3 separate regions of the Homo sapiens genome follow, and regions 1 and 3 are each linked to region 2. A link is an interaction called in ENCODE POLR2A ChIA-PET data of the cell type or tissue named here. Cell type or tissue: HepG2. All regions are shown on one strand. Each heading gives the region's core, and the rest is flanking DNA. Links, peaks and the distances in the headings are about the cores only.

Evidence for each region. Peaks named below come from ENCODE experiments on the same cell type or tissue, not always from the same donor. Only the 100,000 strongest peaks of a DNase experiment are listed, where the experiment ranks them.
Region 1: POLR2A ChIA-PET joins it to region 2 with 5 read pairs; 2 of 35 experiments call an interaction of 5 or more read pairs at or near these places.
Region 3: POLR2A ChIA-PET joins it to region 2 with 5 read pairs; 2 of 35 experiments call an interaction of 5 or more read pairs at or near these places.

What each region holds. Positions count from the first base shown.
Region 1 is chr2:65,184,184-65,190,217 of GRCh38, reverse strand. It overlaps LOC124907779 (a long non-coding RNA gene), which reads left to right. Exons shown (of 2, transcript XR_007086461.1): 2 at 407-628. Among named protein-coding and RNA genes, the nearest start is that of ACTR2, 41 kb to the left of the region's middle. In HepG2, for the core only: CTCF peaks have their summits at 1,149 and 2,777 (motif pointing right); DNase peaks (open chromatin) are centred at 2,797, 3,577 and 4,397; H3K4me3 peaks cover 2,065 bases; H3K27me3 peaks cover 505 bases.
Region 2 is chr2:65,298,210-65,304,243 of GRCh38, reverse strand. No RefSeq gene overlaps it. Among named protein-coding and RNA genes, the nearest start is that of ACTR2, 73 kb to the right of the region's middle. RefSeq lists an enhancer at 3,305-3,414. In HepG2, for the core only: no CTCF peak of the experiment used is centred there; DNase peaks (open chromatin) are centred at 3,013, 3,811 and 4,816; H3K4me3 peaks cover 2,151 bases.
Region 3 is chr2:65,525,194-65,531,227 of GRCh38, reverse strand. No RefSeq gene overlaps it. Among named protein-coding and RNA genes, the nearest start is that of LINC03050, 74 kb to the left of the region's middle. In HepG2, for the core only: a CTCF peak has its summit at 3,154 (motif pointing left); a DNase peak (open chromatin) is centred at 3,277.

The DNA.
Region 1 (6,034 bases), core at 756-5,755, 110 kb after region 2:
ACTCCTGTGGCTCAATCCCAACACTTTGGGAGGCTGAGGTGGGCAGATCACTTGAGTCCAGGAGTTCAACACCAGCCTGGGCAAACACGGCAAAACCCCATCTCCTCAAAAAATTAACCAGGCATTGATGGCCCATGCCTGTAGTCCCGGCTACTGGGGAGGCTGAGGCAGGAGGATTGCTTGAGCTCAGGAGGTTGAAGCTGCAGTGAGCTGAGATCATGCCACTGCACTGCAGCCTAGGTGACAGAATAAGATTCCTGTCTCAATAAATAAATAAATAAGGAAATCAGAAAATCTACAAGCTGTACTAATGCTTAGTTCCTGAATGTTGGCCAACAATGAATAATTCAGGACATCCAAAATACAGTAAACACCAAAAACTTACTCGACCACTCTCCCATTTCAGAACATGAAGCATACTGAAGTAGAGACGGCAGGATTTTCTCATGCATGGAATATGGGATGTGAATGAAAACAGAAGGATCACTTGATGGCTGCGGACCTGAGCAACTGGAGGGATGGAGTTGCAATTAGGTGAAGTGAGGAATTCAGCAGGGGAAGCAAGTTTTGGGGCAGAAGATTTTATCAGGGATATTTTAGTAATTAAATAGTTAGATTAGTGTCTTAATCACAACTCCACATCCTTACCTGATTTGGAGCTTCTGTCAGTCTCCCAGCTCTGAGCTGCTTCAGGCTGGGAAGCCGACAGTCGGGGAGAAGTCATGGATAGCTTCTGGTCCTCTTTTCCCACTGTGGCTGTCCTCCTCTTCCCCGGCCCTCACTATGTTGTCTCCAGCTCCTCTTCTGGGACAGGAAGGGACAGAAAGATCTTACTGACAGGTACCCCATGAAGGTACCCCCTAGGGGATGGAGATCCCAGGGCTTCCCCTCCTTGAGTCCCTCAGAGATTCCTGGTAATGCCTCTCATCTGACTGCCATTTTGACCGCTCCCTGTCATCTTTCAGGCCACCTCTCTTTTGGGATCCCATGGTCTTTCTAGGGAAGGATCCAAGAGGGACCCAGGATCCACATTTGGTCCATAAGAACCACCCGTACTTTGCCCTGTCCTCAGAGGGCGTGTAGTCCACATCTAACACAGCCCTCTCTACTCTGCCACCTCTGGCCACTTTGGCCTGGAGAATGTTTTCAGAACTCATCTCTGTACTACACAAACTCTAAGGACCTCAAGTCAGATTCTCCAAGGAGTTCTCTTGAGGTCCTTTCTGTTGCCTACTTAAAGTGACCTGGCAACTAACCAAACATATGTGTGTGTGTATATGTGTGCATGTGTGTGTATGTGTGTATATAGACATACATATCTGTACACATATGTATGTGTGTATACATATACATACACAATACATATATACATATACACACACATACAATTAACAGAAGACATATGGATGGATGGCCATAGGAGCATAATAGTCATAATCTGGAAACAATCCAAATTTTAATCAGTAATAGAAATGGATAAATAGTGGGCCTGGCACAGTGGCTCACATCTGTAACCCTAGCACTTTGGGAGGCTGAGCTGGGAGAATTGCTTGAGCCCAGAAGTTTAAGACCAGCCTGGGCAACATGGCAAAACCCCATCTCTAGCCAAAAAAACCCACAAAAATTAGCCAGTTGTGATGGTGCACACTTGTAGTCTCAGCTACTACTTGGGAGGCTTAGGTGGGAGGATTGCTTGAGGCTGGTAGGTGGAGGTTGCAGTGAGCTGAGATCCCACCACTGCCCTCCAGCCTGGGTGACACAGCAAGACCTCGTCTCAAAAAAAAAAAAAAAAAAGAATGGATAAATAATGGTAGCATATTTTTTAATGCAATTTTTTAAAAAAGAATGAACTACTACCACAATGTGGGTAAATTTCACAGGCATATGTTAAGTCAAAGAAACAAAATACAGGCAGGGCATAGTGGCTCACGCCTGTAATCCCAGCACTTTGGGAGGCTGAGGCGGGCGGATCACAAGGTCAGGAGATCAGGACCATCCTGGCTAACACGGTGAAACCCCATCTCTACTAAAAATACAAAAAATTAGCTGGGCATGGTGGCATGCGCCTGTAATCCCAGCTACTTGGGAGGCTGAGGCAGGAGAATCACTTGAACCCGGGAGGTGCAGGTTGTAGTCAGCTGAGATTGCGCCACTGCACTCCAGCCTGGGCGACAGAGCGAGACTCCATCTCAAAAAAAAAAAAAAAAAAAAAAAAGAAAAAGAAAAGAAACAAAATACAAAAGAATGCATACAGTTTGATTCCATTTATATGACTTTCAACAACAGGCAAAACTAATCTATGCTGTTAGAAGTCAAGATAGTAGGGTAAGTAGTGAGTGGACAAGAGGGAGGTTTTGGGGAGATCTACTGGAATATGCTCTAACTTAATCTGGGTGATGATTACATTTGTTACGTAATGGGCTTATACATTTCTACAGTTTCATCTAGCTCTACAGTTGAGATGTGTGCATTTTATTACATATATGTTTACTAAGAAAGTGAAAAGACAATTCACGGAGAAATTTTTCTCCCTATTATTCATACATTGCATTTTCATCATTTGATAACATGAGTTGGGGATTATTTACAAAGAATGCTTTAGTTGTGAGGACATTCTAAGCCTAAAACTGGCAGAGACATTTCAAAAATGAAAATGTTATGTCTAAGGAAAAACAGCCCTCTTCCTTTGCTGCCTGTGACCGCTGTTACCACACTTCTCAGGTTCTCCTAAGCGAGCAGCGTGGCTTCCTGGGCTTCTACCAGAATTTACCAGCAGGGGTCAGCCCTGTACAAAACCCAGGCGCTTGAGCCTCCCGTGAATTGGAACTTGCTCTCTGGTTCTGTCAAGCCATTCTGGCCTTTTAGCTTTCTCACTTCACATTCCCAGCTACACTTCCTTCTGCTCTGTTACCACCACCCACTCCCGTGATCACAACATGGACCAGAAACTTCACAGCCTTCCTCACTCATTCAAACACGCTCTCCTCTCCTTCCGTGCTCTCAAGTAACCCCCGCAGCAACAGTCCTTTCAGCTTAGCAAGCTCTTCAGTCCAAGCCCTGCTGCTTTCTCTCCATCCTGCAGTCCCCTCCTCTCTTCACTCTCCCCTTTTCAACCCAGACATCACGGGTCATCAATGAAATCACTTTTGCAAACACCTCCAACTCTTTGACCATTCTAGGCCTCAGCTCCTAACCCCTTAGGATTTTCTGGCCGGGCGCGGTGGCTCACGTCTGTAATCCCAGCACTTTGGGAGGCCGAGGTGGGCGGATCATTTGAGGTCAGGGGTTCCAGACCAGCCTGGCCAACATGGTGAACCCCGTCTCTGCTAAAAATACAAAAATTAGCTGGGTGCGGTGGTGGGCGCCTGCAATCCCAGCTACTTGGGAGACAGGGGAATCGCTTGAACCCAGGAGGCAGACGTTGCAGTGAGCCGAGATTGCGCCACTGCAGCACTGCCGCTTGGGCAACAAGAGTAGAAAAAAAAAAAAGTTAAAAAAAAAAAAAGGATTTTCTGTTGCACTTGGGATAAAGTACAAAGCCCAATACAGAGCCCCCAAGGCCCTGAGTGACCCAACCTTGGGCTGGTATCTCTCCCACCATGACTCATGCACAGCACTCCCCTCTCCATGTTTTCCACTCTTCCCTCTCCCAGTGGAGAAAAAGTCATTTCCTCCAAGTCCACTCTCTCATTCTCTTTCCTAACAAGGGGTTTATTTCCTTCAAGACACAATATAAAACTTTATCATATTTGTATAATTGCGTATTTAATGTTTGTCTTCCGCTTGGGGCTGTGCACTCAACAGAAGCAGTGCCAAGCACTTGCTAGGTTCATAGAAGACACTTAAGTGTTTGTTGGCCAGGCGTGGGGGCTCACGCCTATAATCCCAGCACTTTGGGAGGCTGAGGCGGGCAGGTAGCTTGACCCCAGGAGTTTGAGACCAGCCTGAGCAACATGGCGAAACACCGCCTCTACAAATAATTGAAAAAATTAGCCGGGTGCGGCCAGGCGCGGCGGCTCACGCCTGTAATTCCAGCACGTGGGAGGCCGAGGCGGGTGGATCACAGGGTCAGGAGTTTGAGACCAGCCTGGCCAACATGGTGAAACCCCATCTCTACTAAAAATACAAAAATTAGCCGGGCGTGGTGGCACTCGTCTGTAGTCCCAGCTCCTCAGGAGGCTGAGAAGGGAGAATCGCTTAAACCTAGGAGGTGGAGGTTGCAGTGAGCAGAGATCATGCCACTGCACTCCAGCCAGGGCGACAGAGCCTCCAGAGCGAGACTCCGTCTCAAAAAAAAAAAAAATTATCCGGGTGCTACTCGGGAAGCTACTGTAACCCCCAGCTACTCAGGAAGCTGAGGTGGGAAGATCTCTGGAGCCTGGGCTGTTGAGGCTGCAGTGAGCTGAGATTGCGCCACTGCATTCCAGCCAGCCTGGGTGACAGACTGAGACCCTGTCTCAAAAAAAAAAAAAAAAAAAAAAAAAAAAAAGAAGAAAGAAAGAAAGAAAGAAGGAAATGTTTGTTGAATTAGAATGTCAATCTAGACCTTGACCCCACCAAGACAGAAGACAGGTGTAGTGCCCTCTGTTATTTAGAAAAATAATCGTAGTAGCACTTTACATTTGTATAGTATTTGTCTTTTCAAAGTACTTTAACATCTATTATCATAATAATAAAGATAGGTAAAAATAGGTTGCATACAATAGGTAAGTGCTATTTTCCCATTTGACAGGTTAAAAAAAAAATGAGTCACGAAGAAAGTTGGCTAAAATATCAGAGTAAGGACTAAAGCCAAAATCTCTAACCTACCCATTTGTACATCTTAATTAGTAAGTAAATATTCTGTCTTATGATCAAACTTGCAGTTGAGATAATAGCTTAATAGGTAAGTGTTCAGCCCTAGAGACATAATGTTCAGTTTCCAAACCCAGCTCCAGTACTTAACTTGCTGTGTGACCTGGCACAAGTTACCTAACTTCCCTGAGCTTCAGTTTCTCCATGCTTAAAGTGTGAATAATAATGCCTATCTGAGGTGGTTGTAGTGAGGTTATAAAGAGTATATTGCTAGGAGTGGTGGCTCATGCCTGTAATCCCAGCACTTTGGGAGCCCAAGGTGGGCGGATCACCTGAGGTCCCGTGTTCAAGACCAACCTGACCAACATGGAGAAACCTCGTTTCTACTAAAAATACAAAATTAGCCAGGTGCGGTGGCTCATGCCTGTAATCCCAGTACTTTGGGAGGCCGAGGCAGGCGGATCACCTGAGGTCAGGAGTTCGAGACCAGCCTGACCAACATGGAGAAACCCCATCTCTACTAAAAATACAAAATTAGCCGGGCGTAGTGATGCATGCCTGTAATCCCAGCTACTCAGGAGGCTGAGGCAGGAGAATAGCTTGAACCTGGGAGGCGGAGGTTGCGGTGAGCCGAGATCGCACTATTGCACTCCAGCCTGGGCAACAACAGCAAAACTCCATCTCAAAAAAAAAAAAATTAAGTAAATAAATAAAAATAATAAAAAATAAAAATACAAGATTAGCTGGGTGTGGTGGCGCATGCCTGTAATCCCAGCTACTCGAGAGGCTGAGGCAAGAGAATCACTTGAACCCGGGAGGCAGAGGTGGCAGTGAGCCAAGATGGCACCATTGCACTCCAGCCTGGGCAACAACAGCAAAACTCCATCTAAAAAAAAAAAAAAATGCTGTAATATTTTTCTCTCCTGCAATTATTAATATAAATATATAAGAATAATGACCCTTAATGAAACTTGTGAAGCAGATAAATCCATATTTAAATGGAGGTTTCCCTGGAAAGCTAACACAAATGATTAATAGGTTGCAATCTGTTAGAACAGACTAAAATGCTTTGTTTATTTACAATGAGGCCTCTTTCTCTATCTTTGTTATAATCTATTAACAGTTATTGCATGGCTACCTGAGGTGATGAATCTGCAGGAAAAATCTGTTAAAAGTACAATAAAAGCATTCTTCCCTATTCTAGTACTTTATAGAATTCAATAAACTATTAACAGCATAG
Region 2 (6,034 bases), core at 594-5,593:
ACAAGAGCAAAGGATATGTGATTTTAAAATATATATTGTATAATGAAAATGATATGTGTCAACTTTCAGATCTGCAATAGAGTCAATATCTTCCAAATGACCAATGTATTGCTGTTAAAAAATCACGCATGGGTAAAAGATCCATTCAGAGTGAAAGGCCCATAATGAACGTTGGGTTTTTGTTTTAGTATTTTTTGTTTGTTTTGTTTTGTTTTGCTTTGTTTTGTTTTTTTGAGATAGTGTCACTCTGCCGCCCAGGCTGTGGAATGCAGTGGTGTGATCTTGGGTCACTGCAGCCTCTGACTCCCGGGTTCAAGCGACTCTCGTGCCTGAGCATCCCAAGTAGCTGGGACTATAGGCACACACCACCATGCCTGGCTAATCTTTGTGTTTTTAGTAGAAACAGAGTTTCCCCCATGTTGCCCAGGCTGGTCTCGAACTCCTGACCTGAAGTGATCCTCCTGCCTTGGCCTCCCAAAGTGCTGGGATTATAGGCGTGAGCCACTGCGCCCAGCCCCCATAATGAATTTTGATGTAACCAAGTGATGTGGTTTTAGATTCCACAACTAACCTTTCTTTTTCCTGGAGACGGAGTTTCGCTCTTGTCACCCAGGCTGGAGTGCAGTGGTGCGATCTCAGCTCACTGCAGCTTCCACCTTCTGGATTCAAGCTATTCTCATGCCTCAGACTCCCGAGTAGCTGGGATTACAGGCACCTGCCACCACACCCAGCTAATTTTTGTATTTTTAGTAGACAAGGGGTTTTGCCATGTTGGCCAGGCTGGTCTTGAACTTCCGACCCTAGGTTATCTGCTTGCCTCGGCCTCCCAAAGTGCTGGGATTACAGGCATGAGCCACTGCACCCAACCTCCCACGACTAACCTTTAAGAAATTATTACCTATGAGTTTTGGCAGAGTATCAAAGAAGACTACCTACAAGGATCTCTCAAAAGACTATTAAACTCTCTTCCCTTTTCCAACAACATATCTGTCTAAGGTCAGGTTTTCTTCATATACTTCAATCAAAACAACACATTACAACAGATTGAACTCAGAAGCAGATATGAGAATCCAGCTGTCTTCTATTAATTAAAGGTTTTCAAAATATAAGCCAGTATTTCTGTTCTCTAAAATATTTTTTATTTGGCAAATGTAGTTATTTCTTTCTCTTTTTTTGAAGCAAGGTCTCCCTCTGTCTCCCCAACTGGAGTGTAGTGGTGCAATCGTAGCACACTAACCTCAAACTCCTGGGCTCAAGCAACTCTCCCACCTTGGCCTCCCAAAGTACTGGGATTATAGGCGTGAGCCACTGTGCCCGGCCTCCTTAGTAATTTTTAAGAGTGTACAGAGATCCTGAGAACAAAGTGTGTGGCCTCTTCCTCTCTTGGTTAACAGGCTGTTTTGTAGTCAATTCTGCTCTCATTCCCTTCAACTGCAGCTTTGACTCTGGTCTTCTATTTTTGGTTACTTTGTATTGCCTTCTTATTTTAGACAGCTCCCTTTGTATCTCGTCTTAGACTGTTTTGTCATTCCCCTTCCTTCTTAGGCCAGTTCCGTTGAAGCCATATCTTCTTGTGTCATTCAGAGGACCCTAAATTGCAGTCATCTAAGATGAGCCTCTGTTTCTTGTAGAGTAGTAATGTTCAGAGAGACCTGCTACCTCTGGCCCTTGAGGGCAGTTTTCTCCCCTTCAGGCTCTACTCTCTTTTCTCTGGCCCCTTGTTGGTATTTTTTCCATTGCATGGAGAGCCCTCTATCCAGGCTTGACCTTGGCCATCAGACAAGGCAAATGCCTTGTCCTAAGCCTCCCAGTTGGGTGCTGGCAGCTTCCGCTTGTGGATCTATGCCCGTCTAGCTCAGATGTTCATGCCTGGTGAGCATTATCTGGGGTATTTCTGAGCCAGCCTACAGTTGGATCTTCTGCTCAGCTCTTAAAATCTCTGATTAAACCAGAGAATCAAATGTAGTTTACATCGCTTCTTTGAGCGGCCACTCTTAGCACCCTCCCCTTTCTACCACTGTTGAAGATACTTCCTCTAGCAATTAAACACCTGAAAAAGATGATGTGTGTCTTCAGCTAGTGCTCGCTCTCTCTCTCTCTCTCTCTCTCTCTCTCTCTCTCTCTCTCTCTCTCCCTCTCTTTGTTGTATGCTGGAAATTGCAGTCTTTGTTGCTTTGGAGAGAGGAGGATAGAGAAGATGAAACTGGGTTCTGTCTGACCTAGACGATAATTCCTGCCCAAGTGGAAGGCTATCCACTGACAGAGATTGAGTGAAACAAAACTATTTCCTTCCTTCCTTCCTGGGGCTGTCTGCCCCATTCTGGCTCAGAGGGGGCAACATGAATGGTGTGAAATCCAAGAATGTTCTAAATGCATCCCCAGGACAATGTGATTCGTGAACATTCTGACTGGTTCATGGTCTCATCTTGGTCAGGGAGCTGATGCCAGGTTTCATGTCTCTGTGAGACTTCCCGGGAATCTGAAGGGGATGCCGCGAGGGGTGTCAGGTGTGCCTGCTCCGCTTCTACACTCATCCTCGGGTCCTTGGAATCAACATTTGGGGCTTGTTGCAAAATCCATCCCACGTTTTTTCCTCTTTTGTCGAGCCTGGGTAATAGCTGCCTCTGTCTCATGCTTGCCATGCTCCATCAGTAACTATGGTTGCCTTTTGAGTGTCTTCCAAAAAAGCCTTTTCCCTGCCAAAGGAGAGAAAATCAATCCTGTCTGCCTATCCCTAAAAGCTGACATTGTCGGCTGTCACAGAACCATCCTGTGAAACGTGCAGCGAAGGAGAAAGGTTGAAACTCAGGCCTCAGGGCTGTGGTCCCTTTCGAGTCTACCCTCTGGGGCCAGGAAGTTGTGGTGTGGCTCCTGCGTGATGTTTTTGAATGAATGCCTTTGCTTCCTCGCTGGCTTGATGCGACTAACAGAAAAGCCACTTTCAGAATGCCTCGCCTCACCCGGGGCCCAGATATTTACATAGTGGCCTTTCATTCTGCGAACAGTGTGTGCCTCTGCAAATATTTTAGGCCTCCCTGCATGCTTGCGGGCCCCTACGTCCCATTCACCAGCTTTTAAGTTTGTTTTGCAGGCAGGGAGCCACTGAGAGGGAGGCCTGACTCAGAGCACAGGGGGCCCTGCTGTCTGCTGCCGCCGCCTCCTGCCACTGCAGACTTGGCGGGGAAGGAAGCAGTGGGTTTTACAGCTGGTGTTTTTGGTTTAGCAAAAAAAAAAAAAAGGAGTGAAAGAGAAAAGAATTTTTTAAAAAAATACCTCGCACATGTAAAATGACACTAAATGTAAGTATATGTGCAGTATTTTGGGATGATAGAAATTGCGTGTTTTGCATGATTCATCCTCCCTCTTGATGACAGCAAAGGAGGTTTGCACTCAGCCTCTGGTATTTTGGGAGTTTGTTCCAAATGCTCTGAAAAGAGAGAGTGAGAAGGCCCAAGCTCCTCATCCCTTCCTCAGAAGGAGGGTTGTGTCTGGGCTAAATTAGGGCAGCGTGGCATTTGCTTCCTCTCCTCTCATCTGACTGGTAAAGATTTTCATTTTTCTACCAAAAACTGGGTCAGCTGCTCCATGGGTGCAGGGGGAGCAGGATGTGGAGCCAGGAGAGGGCCATGCTTTCCCAAGTCTGACTTGAGCCTAGAAATATGTGCTGGCAGAGCTGGCTGGAAGGCCCGGCCCGGTGCTGACTCCCAGCAGGTGCATCGGGCTTCCGGGACGGGGGCGAGCATCACCAAGGCCAGCGTCCAGCGGCCAGGAACACGCGGTCTTTCTAGGATTCAGCCTCTGCAAGTTACCAAAACATTGTGTGCTGCCTTGAGGCTGACACATACCTTGGCAGGGACGATGAGGCTTCTGCCCAGAGCTGGGAGTCCCCGAGGGTCAGGCTGACCTCCAGGCTGCAGCTTGGCCTGGAGGAGGGACCACACGGTGGGTGTGGTGGCCTCTCGGGGCCAATTCAACTTTCTCTTGAAGCACCAGGGCCTAAGAAGCAGGATGATCCAGAAACCAAGTCCACAGTTAGGGAAAATGGGGAGAGGCTCTCAGCTGCTTCCCAGGCCACTGGCTGGCCGGCCCCAGGAACCCCACCTTCCAACCTAACATTTACTGTGAGAGGGGAGGACTTCCTCACTCCTTGGTCACAGGCAGATTGCAAGTTCGCTGTCGAGGTTAGACAGCCCTCTGTTTAAAAGTGGAATATTATACCTCTGAAATTCAAAACTTCACTTTTCCAAAGCTATGTTAGAAATGCTATGGCAAAATACAGCACTGAGTCCAAAAACTAAAACGATTAATTCCTTCTTGCCTTCGGAGGCATTTATTTACTCAGCTTAAACTCTACATTTGTTTTGTGAGGTTTTCTGTGTATGTGTGTTTTATTCTACAGTAAGATGGTTAGGAAAAATAAGTGACCCCTGCAGATGAATTAGCAATTGGGTAGCACCTAAAAGCTAATATTGGTCCCCAAATCTACTGTTAACAACCTCCCCACAGACCTGTGGTCATTCCCCTGCTTAAAGCAGCCCGTATTTGCCAGCCCCACCAGCCTAGGAGCTTGGCAGAGACACATACTGCTCAAGACTATCCAGGAGACCCCTCCCTGCCATTCCAAGTCCCTTGCAGTTAGGCGTGGCCACGTGAATAATTCTGGCCAGTGGGCTGTAAGTGACCGGGGTGAGACACTTGAGGGTCAGTGTGTGATCTGCCTGCATCCTCCATACCCTGTCCCAGCGATGTGCCCCTCCCCCGGGGCAGTTCTAGAGGCCACACATTGAGGTGGCAAGCCACAAGATGAAAGCAGATTGGGTCACTGAGTCACCATAGGGAGGACAGCTGACAGGGGAGTTCCCTGAGTCGGGGGTGAATGAGTAAGTGAAAAATAAATTTGGTAATAGGCCAGTACAATTTCAGGTTTGTTTGTTACCACCATATACTATCCTGACTAATAAAAAAAATAGTGGGAATTTATAAAATAGTGACGAGGCCGGTTACAGTGGCTCACGCCTGTAATCCCAGCACTTTGGGAGGCCAAGGCAGGCAGACCATTTGAGGTTAGGAGTTTGAGACCAGCCTGGCCAACATGGTGAAACCCCATCTCTACTAAAAATACAAAAATTAGCCAGGCATGGTGGCAGACGCCTGTAATCCCAGCTACTCAAGAAGCTGAGGCAGGAGAATCGCTTGAACCCAAGAGGTGGAGGTGGCGGTGAGCTGAGATCATGCCACTGCACTCCAGCTTGGGCGACAGACAAAAACTCCTTCTCAAAAAAAGAAAAAGAAGCTGGGCGCAGTGGCTCACGCCTGTAATCCCAGCACTTTGGGAGGCCAAGGCGGGCGGATCACGAGGTCAGGAGATTGAGACCACGGTGAAACCTCGTCTCTAATAAAAATACAAAAAAAAAAAAAAAAAAATTAGCCAGGCGCGGTGGCGGGCGCCTGTAGTCCCAGCTACTCAGGAGGCTGAGGCAGGAGAATGGCGTGAACCCGGGAAGCGGAGCTTGCAGTGAGCTGAGATTGCGCCGCTGCACTCCAGCCTGGGCGACAGAGTGAGACTCCGTCTTAAAAAAAAAAAAAAAAAAGAAAGAAAAAGAAAAAGAAATCGTGACAAGGACACTAACCACTGCCTGCTACCAGCAGGGGAGGCATCACTCATTGGTACTGTACCCACTCCCCTGGGCCTAGAGAGGGCATCAAGATCTTCTTGAGCCTTAGTAACAACCAGAGACGAGACAAACCTCTGTTGAGCAGGCCTGCTAGAGCCAAGGTCCTCCCCACCTTCTATGTGACCTTGGGCAAGCTACTTCAACTCTCTGGACTTTGATCCATGCCTCCTTTGGTGATCTAGGCATGAAGGTCCCCATCTGCCCAGGCAGCAGTCTTCACAGACAACCTTTACAGTTCCTGGCTGCCCTAAGGGTGCTGTGATGAAATGGCGGCTGGAAAGAGGAAGCCCTGCTATCCATATTCTTGTTTACATTCAGAAATGTCCCTGGGGTGCCCAGGTCTGTATCTGTCAAACCTG
Region 3 (6,034 bases), core at 756-5,755, 230 kb before region 2:
TCCCTTTGTACCTTTCCCGTAAAGCAGGGATCCCCAACCCACTGTACTAGTCCATGGCCTGTCAGAAACTGGGCCACACAGCAGGAGGTGAGCAGCGGGCAAGAGAGCATTACCGCCTGAGCTCTGCCTCCTGTCACATCAGCGGTGGCATTAGATTCTCTTAGGAGAAAGAACCCTATTGTGAACTGTGCATGCAAGGGATCTAGGCTGCATGCTCCTTATTAGAATCTAATACCTGATGATCTGAGGTGGAACAGTTTCATCCTGAAACCAGTCCCATTTTCCCATCCATAGAAAAAATTGGTTTCCACAAAACCAGTCCCTGATGCCAAAAAGATTGGGTACTGCTGCCTTAAAGGCACCCACAGTGAGGCTGGGGCCTGCCTGAGAAGTGACTCAAGTTTGTCTTCAGCATCCCGTGCAACCTTTACCCACCCACAGTTCCCTAGGATGGCTGAAGATGCCCACTCCAGAAGCCAACTCTGTGGATAACAATCTTTTACATTTAGAATTGTGGATCTGGTTGGCTCTGGCAGAGATTCAATAAGTGACTAATTTTAAGAGGCCCAGAGAGACAAAGTGACTTAAATACAGTCATGAGCAAGTTTTCCAGATTTCTCCAAACTAGTCCCAGACACAGCACCATTTCAGAAGGAGCTACCTGGGTGTGTAGTTACAGGGAGCACAAAAAGAAAGAAAGAAAGACACAAGGATTCCAGAGAGAGGAAAAAAAAATAACTTGTGGCGTTTCAGTTATTTCAGATTAGTATGCAGGAGAAGAAACATTTAGGAACATTGAGGGGCATGGGGACCTTCCAGAGCCTCTCCACTGTTGGCACAGGTGGTCATTCTCCTGCCTCTCCCCATCCATCTGTGACTGGCCAATTGATCCCACTCCCTTCCTGTTAACAGCACCCAGTGCTGAGCTGATTTATCTTCACAGAACCCAAGTTTCTTTTTTTGTTTCTTCAGCTACAGAAAATGGACACAGAACCGAAGTTTTTTTTTGTTTGTTTGTTTGTTTGTTTGTTTGTTTCTTTTTGGACCAAGTTTCACTCTTGTTGCCCAGGCTGGAGTGCAATGGTGTCATTTCGGCTCACCGTGTCCTCCTCCTCCCGGGTTCAAGAGATTCTCCTGCCTCAGCCTCTCGAGTAGCTGGGATTACAGGCATGCACCACCACGCCCAGCTAATTTTGCATTTTTAGTAGAGACAGGGTTTCTCCATGTTGGTCAGGCTGGTCTCGAACTCCTGACCTCAGGTGATCTGCCTGCCTCAGCATCCCAAAGTGCTGAGATTACAGGCATGAGCCACCACGCCCAGCCCCAAGTTTTTGATATCACAGGGATGTTGTATAAGATCAAGCTAAAACAGCTCCTTCCCTTGAAATCCCTAAAACTGGGCAGTCTCTCTGTCTCTGTCACACAAACACACACAAACACACACACACACATTGTTCCTCCAACTCCATTTCTGCCACCACTACCAGAAACTCCCAAAACTCAGCCTAGAAAACCTATGGAGTCACCTTCAAATGGGGATTCCTGAAAGTTTAGGACAACCTGGGCATCTATGGTTGATCCTTGCATTGCTCTGGGGCACACCCGCTGTACAGAAAGATAAAGGAGGGCATCATCTGTTAATGTCCTCCATCCCAGGCCCTGGCTGGTGCTTTACAAACAGTATCTAATTATCTCAACAGTCCTGCAAAAATCCCCTTTTAACTAAAAGATGAAGAAATCAAGGCTCAGAACGATAAAGTGCTATATCGCAAACACCGCTAAAAATCTGACACTAAAACACGTGCTCTTTCCATTAAACAAAACTATTTCCCCACTCATCATTCTAACATATTTCAAGCTGAAAATACATAGCTTTCTATTCTCCAAAATAAAAGACTATAATTAATTTAGACTAGAAAATGAAAAGCTTTTTAAAAAATTAATCACAAATAATATTAAAATTGCAAATTAGGGTAAAAAATCAAGGGCAAATGCTAAGATTTTTGTCTCAAAGCAAAATGAACTCACCTAGAAAAAAGACTGAATACTTTAGCATACGCTCATAAAGAGCCAGAACATTATGCTTTGCCAAATCTAGCAATATCCCTGGCTCTCAGCAGAGAGAGAGCAGACCAGGGTAGAAGGGGGTCCCCCACTTTACAACAGCAGCCTCCCCACACTGGAATGTGACCCCATCAAGGTTAAGCATGGCAGAAGGAATATGTTGCTTTGCAAAAGTTAACCTTTCTCATTACCACCTAGAGAGGATCCCAGGCTTTCTCTCCTGGATGGAAAGCCTCCTTACATTCTCATATGCTCTTTTCAGTGGAAGAAGAAAAAGGCACAGGGTAAGGGCAAGTGTCCTAGAGCTGAATATAACTCAGGGAATAGGCATGGGGTGAACTTGTCCATCTAATGTCACACTCATCAAACATAAAAAACTTCCAGCCATTAGTCCAAGGGAAAACTGGTAGACAAGGGCAGGAACCCATGGTGGATTTTTAATGTATTAAGTGGTCTCAGAGACTCCCTGAGGGGTTATCAGGGCTAAAAAATGGTCTCATTCTACAGAAAAGGACCCAAGCCTTAGGCAGACACCAGAATGCAAATGCATTATGGTACAAAGAGAAACATAACTCCACCTGGGCCCAAATCACCTGCAGCAAGATCTGCATTATTCACTCTTTATGCAAGCAACTTGGGAAGCCAAATCCTGACCTGCAGCGACTTTATTTATTTGCCATGAGCCATCCACATCACAAAGACCAGAAAGGCTCAAAGTCTCTATGATCAGCACTTTCATTGTAGGAGATCCAGGTGTGAAACCAAATTGCAGCAGAAGAGGGCTTGGTGAATGAGACATCAGAGCAAAGGTGATTCAATGAATGAAAGATTAATGGCCTCAGCCTGAGAAGAGCCTGCTGCACATTGCTCACACAGAGCTGTCTTGACAAACCCTTTCCTTTCCATTCCTGCAGGCTACTGAGGCCAGAAGTACTCTAAGAGAGCTCAGTGAGAGTATTCTTCCTGCAAAGCAAGGATGACACCACCACCATTTCTCTTGTTTTGCGGCCAACCAGTCCTGCTTCGAGGGCCACTCTGTCTTCAGATGCATCCATTTCCCTGAAGGCTCAAGGCCTCAAGTCCTTTTGGCTTGGGAGCCCTCTTGTGTCTCTCTTTCTAGTAGCTTGCTTATCCTGCTCTCATCCAGCACCCGTGACTCCCACAGAGATAGCTTAACTTCCTAAGTTCATGGTTCAGTTCAGCACCCCCACCCCAAGCACTGATAAGAGTACTCCTAGGCAGAAAGAGGAGCAGAAGCGTTTGGAAAAATGCACTTTGGACTTGACCTGCCTAGATAAGCAAAGCAAAATGTGTGGAGATTACCAACTTTGCAAGGAGGTCTCTTTAATGAAATTCTCCAGGGCTGAAGAATGTAATAAAATTCTTCAGTGTCAGACACAGGCTTGGCTGCTCCAAAAGAGATCTAAAACAACTGTAGTTTAGACAAGAGAGAATGTAATTTCCCTTTTATGTAATAGTCTGGGTATATCTAGGGCTGACACAGTAGTGCCCAGGATTGAGACTCAGGTGCTTGCTATGTTGTTGATCTGCCATCCATGGGCATAGTCCTTATCTGCATGGTCTAGGATGTCTCATGCTGACATCCACACCTCTGTCACTGGCAGTAGGAGATAGGGGAAGTTCAGCAGAAGTGTCCTCCCCTTAAAGGCATGACCTAGAAGCTGCACACATCACTTCTGCCCATCCCATTGGCCAAAACTTGGTCCTAGCTACAAGGCAGATTGGTCTTCTTGTCATCTTAGCTGGGCAGCCCTATGCTCAGCTGAAAATTCTATTTCTATATAAAAATGAAAGAACGGATATTGTCTCTGCCCAGTTACCCTGATTTCTCCTTTCTCTATTTCCATTACTTTCCTTTTAAAGTCAGGCTGTTCCACAGCTCTTTAATGAGAACAATTATAAACTGGTGTATAAAATTAGATTAGAAATATGCTGAATGATTGAGAGTAAAGATGGATTCAAATGTCCTATTAATAAATCAAAATGCAACATTCACACAATAGCATTCTAACGCTCAAGACTAGGAGTATTTCTCCATGAATATGTGAGTGGAGGTGTGGGCAAGTTTCCTTGAGAAAAGGTTTTCTGAGTGGGGAGAGTGGCAAATAGGATTGGGAAAGGAATTTGAAGTTCCACTGGGGAGGGGCCTACACAGACAGACTAGAGAAGATGCTCTTCCTTTCTTGAGGCTGGATTTTAATTTTTGTTTACACATTCAGTTTTATAGAAATTATTGTGTTTCTCTGTAAATAACTAGGGGGTACATAGCACTGGGTTTCTTAGACAAAATCTTTAGACGATATTTGTTCCTGAATGAGGTCGTTCTATGCTCAGCTGTCATGGACCAAAGCATATATCCCAAGTGCACAGTAACAAGGTGACTCTGTTACCACACTTCCACCCTCCCTCTCCCAATCATCAATGAAACGCCCTATACTGTTTTTAGCTGAAAGAGAAATCTCTAAGCTCTTTAAAAATAAATGAAATGAAAATGAGATATAATTACGTACAGTTGCAACCATAACCATAGGGTTGGTTGGTATAAATGTTGCAATATTTTATTGGTCAGCTTCTGATCTACCACATGAAACATTTTTTTTTTTTAATTTCAAACTCTTCTCCTCACCCCCACTCATTACATACTTATTCCAACCATTGTTCCCAAAGGACAACAGGGGGTTTCTCTGCAGCATCCGTATAGAAGGGAGGGGTTTAGTTCACATACTGTTGTCTTTTGTTGGGGTAGAAGGGGCGTTTACAGTTGACGATTTTAATATTAGTTCTAGCTATTTCTTGCCTAGAATGTCTCACTTAAGAATGAGCTCAACTCTCTCTGTGCCTTCAAACATGAACACGCCATATTTCAAAGTGCATGAAACAGGAGCAGTGAAGTGTCGACTCAGTTTGAGGAAATTGAATTCCCAAATTTTATTCCCTTGGCCCGATTAGATTCCATTAGCTGGAGATGGTCTTTCAACAAAAAAGTATGTGTTCCTCCCCATTGTAAAATCCATCCAATAAAAATGTTTAACCAGAGAACAGAGGAAACTAGCTCCAGCAGGAAAGAAGAAGAAAGAAAATAGATGAGGTTCCCCATAAAATCCCAGATTGAAGAAGACTCTCTGTGTTAGAGCAAAGGTCAGTCTCCCTCCCATAGAAGCTTCTGAAAATATACTCTTCTCTTGCAAATGGAAACTGTGCAGCCTTTCTTTCAAAAATATCCCTCCACGAAAGAACATATGTGCCTGGAGTTAGTCAACAAAAAATATCATTTCTGGGTTGGTCAGCCCATATTTGAAGACTGCAGACTGGAAAGACCCCGGAGGCCTGAGAGGGAAACTTCTGCCCCCAAGGAAAGACAGAATCCAAGCCAGGGATTCTTGGCCCTGTTTTAACAGCACGTAGAAACCTCAGAGTGTTGGGAGGAAAAAGAAAACAAACAGCTGAAAAATCAGCTTTTTCTTTCTCCCTCCTTAGACTTTTTTGAGTTAAGAAGGGGGTTAAAAAAAAAAAAAACAAAACCTCCTCCAATGTTTTACAAGGTCTGTAGCCCTCTAAACATATCAATTAATAATTTAATAAGCAAATCAACTTGCTTGTCACACAAAAATATATTCTTAAGCTAATAATGACATTTTGGAGCTATAAAGATAAATCATTGGGGTTTTGTTTTTTATGTTGCACACATTCAGATTTTTTTTCAAATTTTAACATCTAGCAATACCCCACATTGTCTAATTATGCCAAATTCATTCAATAAAAAAATTATTGAATTTCTGCTATGTGTTAGGCACCATGCTAAAGCCCAGGGATAAAACAGTGAGCAAATAAAGACATAGGCTCTGCCCTCAGAAAGCTTACAGTCAAACAGAAGAGATGGACTTTCAAGCAATAATTATATGAGCAATTCATTTTTTAAATGTTCCCATTGATCTTAAACCCGAAATAA